Regions from separate parts of the Mus musculus genome. Here region 1 is linked to region 2. Evidence: chromatin contacts called from ENCODE Hi-C or POLR2A ChIA-PET data. All regions are on one chromosome and are shown on one strand. The core of a region is the stretch at or near the end of the contact, and the rest is flanking DNA. Distances in the headings are between cores, read along the strand shown. Region 1 holds the start of Syap1 (synapse associated protein 1). Region 2 holds the start of Rbbp7 (retinoblastoma binding protein 7, chromatin remodeling factor).

Region 1 (2,876 bases), core at 324-2,823, 130 kb after region 2:
GGTGAGCTCCAGTAATCGGGAGAGAGGAAGGAGGGCTGGGTTCAAGGCCAGCCTTGGCCATATGAATTTGAAGCCAGCTTTGGCTATCTCAAAAAGAACAAAAAGCCTCACAAAATTTAGTAGATATTTTTGTTGCAATTCTCTTATGTTTACTTCTGCTTAGGGCCCACCTCCCCCCAAATCACATTCTTTAACTATGTAAGCCTGCCAAAGTCTCTCGAGAATTAATACAGCAGGTATTTATATTCTTAAGAACTACTGTTTGTTCAACTGGATAATAAAATTGGAAAGTGAAATCAGGTAGATTTTTGGCTCAAAATCTACTTGTACTACTATCAGTAAAACGCTGGACTTGTTTCCCCAACCCCTTGGGGATTGTGAATAGATGAAATGAGGGATTTATTATTCACCAAAGATCTAGCACTGGAACTTGAGTATAGCAGACAATTGGCACCTTCTTTCCCACCTTAAGGGAAAAAGGTCCTGCTGAAAGGGGAAAAGAAAAAAAAATACTGATCGCGAAGCGACAGGGAAGCAGAGGTGAGAGGATCAAGGTCATCCTTGACTTTATGGCAAGTTCGAAACCATCTAGGGCTGATTGAGACCCTGCTTCAAAAAAATCAAAAGAAGGCATGAATGACTATGGCTCGAGTAACTTTTTTTTTGGACAGGGTTTCTCTGTATAGCCCTGGCTGTCCTGGAACTCACTCTGTAGACCAGGCTGGCCTCGAACTCAGAAATCTGCCTGCCTCTGTCTCCTGAGTACTGGGATTAAAGGCGTGAGCCACCACCACGGCTCGAGTAACTTAACGAAGTTACTTTAGACAATACCTTTCAGTCCTTTCTTGGGACAAAAGGCATTTTTCTAAACCAATTCTAGCTGGGAGTCAGAGTTGGAGATTCAAATGAACGTTTTCAAGTTGAACAAACCGAATTCCTTGTCAAAACCCTGAAGACAGCAGCACACTGATCGCTTTCCGGCTTCCCAAGTTTACAAACTTTGCAGGAAAGCGACAAGTCCTTAGGCACGTCGAGGAGATGAAGTGACTGCTTGGTGAACTTTGGCGTTGTCCAGCTCCTTAGCCAACTAGCCCATGTCAGAGAGGACCGTCCCCCTCCTCGTACATCAACATCCCCGCGTCCCCTCCCAGTCCACTCTCAGGTCCCAGAGAGAACTCACTGCCAAGGCCTTTGGCCTGGTGGAGGAACTGTGGGTCCTCCGTCGGCGGCTGCTGCTGCTGCTCCTCAGTGGGCTCCACGGGCCGCTCGGGGCTCTCCTCAGAAGGCGCGGCTCCCGCGGACAGCTTGTCCCCGTCCCGGCTGGGAGGCTCTTCTCCCTCCGCCGCCGCCCCCTCGGGCGGCTTCAAGCCCAGCCAACTGCTCAACCCTCCGAACATCCCGCCCGCGGGGTCACCGCCGCCTCTGCCGCGGTCCCCTCGCCCAAGAGCCCTGGCACCCTTAACCACTGGCTGATCCGACTCCGCTGGTCTTCGAGGGAGACTGACCGGAACCGGAGACCTCCCGAAGCTTGGCCCACCCTCTCTGACGGCGGCTCAGCTGGCCGCGCATGCGTCATGTCCGGCTAAGGCTCCGCCCCCTCTGCATCGACTCCCCGCCTCCCCGCCTCCCCGCCTCCCCGCCTCCCCGCCTCCCCGCCTCCCCGCCTCCCCGCCTCCCCGCCTCCCCGCCTCCCCGCCTCCCCGCCTCCCCGCCTCCCCGCCTCCCCGCCTCCCCGCCTCCCCGCCTCCCCGCCTCCCCGCCTCCCCGCCTCCCCGCCTCCCCGCCTCCCCGCCTCCCCGCCTCCCCGCCTCCCCGCCTCCCCCTGCTTTTGGAAAAGAGGCTAAGGGCCAAAAGGGTTTTCTCCGCTGAGCTCTTCTTGCTCTCTACCCACTTTTCTATTTTCCCCAGCTTTGTTTTTTGTTTGTTTGTTTGTTTTGTTTTGTTTTTGGCTTTTTCAAGACAGGGTTTCTCTGTGTAGCCCTGGCTGTCCTGGAACTCACTTTGTAGACCAGGCTGTCCTCGAACTCAGAAATCCGCCTGCCTCTGCCTCCCAAGTGCTGGGATTAAAGGCGTGCGCCACCACGCCCGGCTTATTTTCCCCAGCTTTATAGGTGTGTGGTTGGCATCTTTGGGGGCTCTCCTACCTGGTCTCACTTTGTGATTACCTCGAGATGACAGCCTCCTTTTTTAGGGCCAGCTGGACCGGGTTACACCCCCACCCTTGGAAAAGGAGGCCTCAAGCCTCCTCCTGAGTTTAACCCAAAGCTGGGAGTAATGCATAGTGATTTAGGCCAGCCTGGGCTACCTAAGTTCTTGTGTCAAGAGCAGAACATTAAAAAAAAAAAAAAACCTAAAGGAAAAAAGGAAGGAAATCAGCTGAGCGTGGTGGCACATGCCTTTAATCCCAGCCCTCGGGAGGCAGAGGCAGGAGGATTTCTGAGTTCGAGGCCAGCCTGGTCCACAAAGTGAGTTCCAGGACAGCCAGAAAAACCCTGTCTCAAAATACCAAAAAAAAAAAAAAAAAAAAAAGAAAGAAAGAAAGAAAGGAAATTAATTGTAAGGAAGAAGTTGGGGTGGGGTACTTATAGATTAAAAATTGGTTTACAGTGGGTAGGTAAAATGGATTAGCAGGTAAAGGTACTTGCCACCAAGTTTGGCAACCTGAGTTTGATTCCTGGTACCTATCTGATAAAACTGACCCTTGCAGGTTCTCTGTCCTCTGATCTCTACACAGGCTCTGTGACTACCTATACCATAAATAAAATTTAAAGTATTTCACACAATAGCTTAGAGAACTTACTGGGACTGAAGCTCAGTCAGTGGTAGACTGCTAAAACACATGCCCAACACAGCAAATCATGCGCACACATATGGAA
Region 2 (2,942 bases), core at 423-2,922:
GACACAATTATTCTAGAACAAGGTGGACAAGCTCCAGTCCTTTAAATCTCGCCCACCAAGGGGCTTTTGCATGGCCCTGAAGCAAAGCATGATTTTTTTCATTTCCAAGTGATTGAAAAAAAAAACACAGAGAGAGAATATTTTGTGACCTGTGAAAAGTACACAGAGTTCAGATTTCAGTGTCTATAGTTTTGCTGGAAGATGGCCAGGCTTATCCATATTTTCTATGGCTGTTGTGTTACAACACCGAAGGCTGCCTGACCCCTGTCAAAAAAAAAAAGTTTGACCACCAGTGTTCTAGAACTCGGAGGACCCATGCTACTCCACTCTTCTAACCGCCCCCCTCCCGCCTCCAGCCACCTCTTCAGCGTTAGTCACCAGCAAGATTCTTGGAGCTGACATGGAGGGAGGGCGTTATAATAATGAATTGTACCACATGGGAAAACAAGAGACCCAAGACAGTAAATTTCTATATAAGGGAACGTGACTGTTTCTGTCACATACTAGAGTAACGTCTGAGTTGGTTTCTCGATCAGAAAAGAGAGCATCCTCGAGGCCTCTGCATGGTTGCGTTTAAGCATGAAGGCACTTGGAAAGCTATCAAGGGAACAAATGTTCCGGGGGTGTTTCTGCAAGGAGAGCCTCTGAGTTTAGATGTAGACTGTGGTTCCCTTTAAGCGTAGGCGCCTGGGCCCCTCTGCTCTGGCCCTCTTTTTCTCCCTGGGATCATGTGGCTTTCTCTTCACCCCCCCCCCCAAGGCTAAAAAGCTTCAGAGAAATGCAGAGCTCAGGTATGCAGGCCTAGATTAGCCCAGCCCAGCTCTCTCCAGTTCAGCAGCCAGCTGCAGGGTCAAAATGGGACCCCTTCAGGTGACAAGAATGACTCAGCAGGGGCCTAGGCAGGAACTGAGATAGGGAAGCAGTGGCAGGCACAAAATCCCCTGCAGCAGCAGGAAGCTAAAGAACCAGTAGGTTAAGGACGCACAAAGGTGAACATACAAAAAGTCATTTAAGTCAACTTTCGACGAGGGGCGGATTGAAGGCCTGCGCCATCGCAGGCCTTAAATAAAGGTCTGCCCAGCTTCTGGGAGAAAAAAGAAAAACCCGCCCAAGGTCTCTCCTAAAGGTCCCTTTCGCTTATGACAAATGTCACCAGAGCTCGACTGGGCCCTCGATACAGTTGAATGGGGGAGCCTTTGAGGGGTGCAGAAAACTGCGTGGCCGTGATTATCTGGGAGACTTTGCGGGCAGTGTAATCTCTCGAGACCAGGAAACCATTTTCCTCACTGGCTCTGAGATTTTGCTTTGCTAAGGCGGCTGCAGCTTCCCTGCCCCCCTCGCACACCCCCGCCGCCGCCGCCGCCGCCGCGGCTGCTGCTTTAAGCAACCACGCCCCGCGGGCCCCAGGCTTCTTGGCCCTGGGGCTCGCAGCCCCCGCGCAGCCTGCACACCGCGCTCGCATCCGCCCCACCCCCGCGCGGGCCCAGCCGCCCCCGCGGCCAGCCTGGGGAGTGACGCCTCGCGCCTGCGCCTCGCCGACTTCCTGCCGCGGAACGCCCCACCCACTCTCGAGAAGCCCACCCCCGGAGAGCGCGTCAGACCCTCCCGTCGCACGCTATTGGTCCAAGCCGCCGAGCCGTTGGCTCCCAGGCCCGCCTCTTCTCCGCCTCTCCAATTTCCCAGGGCGGCTGCGCCTGCGCTCAGCTGCCTGGGCGGGCTGAGAGGCGCGGGTTGAAAAGTCTCGTTCCAAGTTTGGCGAGAGGGAGAGAGAGGAGAGCGGCTCAGACCTCGCTACCCGCCAGCGGGGAGGAGGCAGAAGAGGAGATCGCGGCGTCTGGGGGGAGAACCCAGACGGCCAGACCGAACTCAGGCTTTTCCGAGCGAGGACTGCGTGACGTGCCTGGGAGAGGCAAGGAGCGCCTGCCGGGCTGCTCTTGACTAGCGAGAGAGAAGTCCGAGGCGGCCAAGGGGGGCGAAACGACCCGACGCAAGATGGCGAGTAAAGAGAGTAAGGATGCCTGCCCTGTGGGGCGGGCGGGCGTGCGGGCGCCGGGACTCCGGGGGGCTGGCGGGCTCCCGAGGCCTCGGCACGCGCTGACGAAAGGCGCGAATTGGCGTGAGGAGCAGGGGGCGGGGCTGGGCGCGAGACTCGCCGCGCGCCTGCAAGGGGGCCTGCGCGACACGGGGCCTGGTCGCCGCCGAGGGCCGGGAGCATTTCCGGAGCCGGGCGCGGGGGCCGAGAGAGAGGCCCCCCTTCCCCCACCCCCACCCCCACCCCGCGGCCTAGCTCCCTCCGACGCCCTTGGCTCGGGGGCGCAGGCGCTCGCGGCCCGAGAAGTCAGCGGCGGGCGCGGATTCTTCCGTGCGCGTGGTCGTCGTCCGTCTGGGGTCGCGGCCCGTGTCCGTGTCGGGAGGGGGGGGAGGAGCTGGATCCCGCCGGACTATGGCTGCCGATCGTGGCTTGGTGGGGAGCTGGGGCCTCCTGCGAGGGTGGGGGGTGGAGGGAGCAGGCCTGTGGGCTGCTGCTGTTCCACGTGGATTGGATCTATTCGAGTGGGTCGGGGCACCGGTTTACAATGCGGATCATCGTAGAACAGGTGCGAGCGGCTATAAAAAGGCTGACGAGCTCGGTGGTAGGGCAATTAATGACCCAATTCGGGTAAGCGCCGGAATCCCGATCTTGGAAGTGGAGGCGAAAACGCTTCCTGATGTTGATCTTCTCACTTTGTGGGAGAGCAGTTCGTGTGAGCAGGATAGGTAAAAGGAAAGAATAGATAAGGTGTGGCCGTCTCGAGGTGACCTCCAGGATCCGTAGCCATGCCTTTGACTCCGAGCCTTCTCAGCCACTTAATTGTGGGCTTTCTCCAAATTTCAGTGTTTGAAGATACTGTGGAGGAGCGTGTCATCAACGAAGAGTATAAAATCTGGAAGAAGAATACACC

Evidence for each region. A loop is a pair of places that touch in the nucleus more often than their neighbours do. ChIA-PET counts read pairs that join two places held with the same protein, here RNA polymerase II (POLR2A).
Region 1: a map of heart shows a loop between it and region 2 (2.8-fold over the local background). The contact joins the promoter of Syap1 here to the promoter of Rbbp7 in region 2. A Hi-C loop is called at or near these places in 1 of 37 maps with a recorded cell type or tissue (heart). POLR2A ChIA-PET finds 5 or more read pairs at or near these places in 1 of 5 experiments (embryonic stem cell).

The regions. Positions count from the first base shown.
Region 1 is chrX:162,886,889-162,889,764 of GRCm38, forward strand. It overlaps Syap1 (synapse associated protein 1), which reads right to left and starts at 1,574. Exons shown (of 9, transcript NM_025932.2): 1 at 1,181-1,574. The coding sequence starts at 1,397.
Region 2 is chrX:162,758,700-162,761,641 of GRCm38, forward strand. Rbbp7 (retinoblastoma binding protein 7, chromatin remodeling factor) reads left to right here and starts at 1,673. Exons shown (of 12, transcript NM_009031.3): 1 at 1,673-2,008; 2 at 2,876-2,942. The coding sequence starts at 1,993.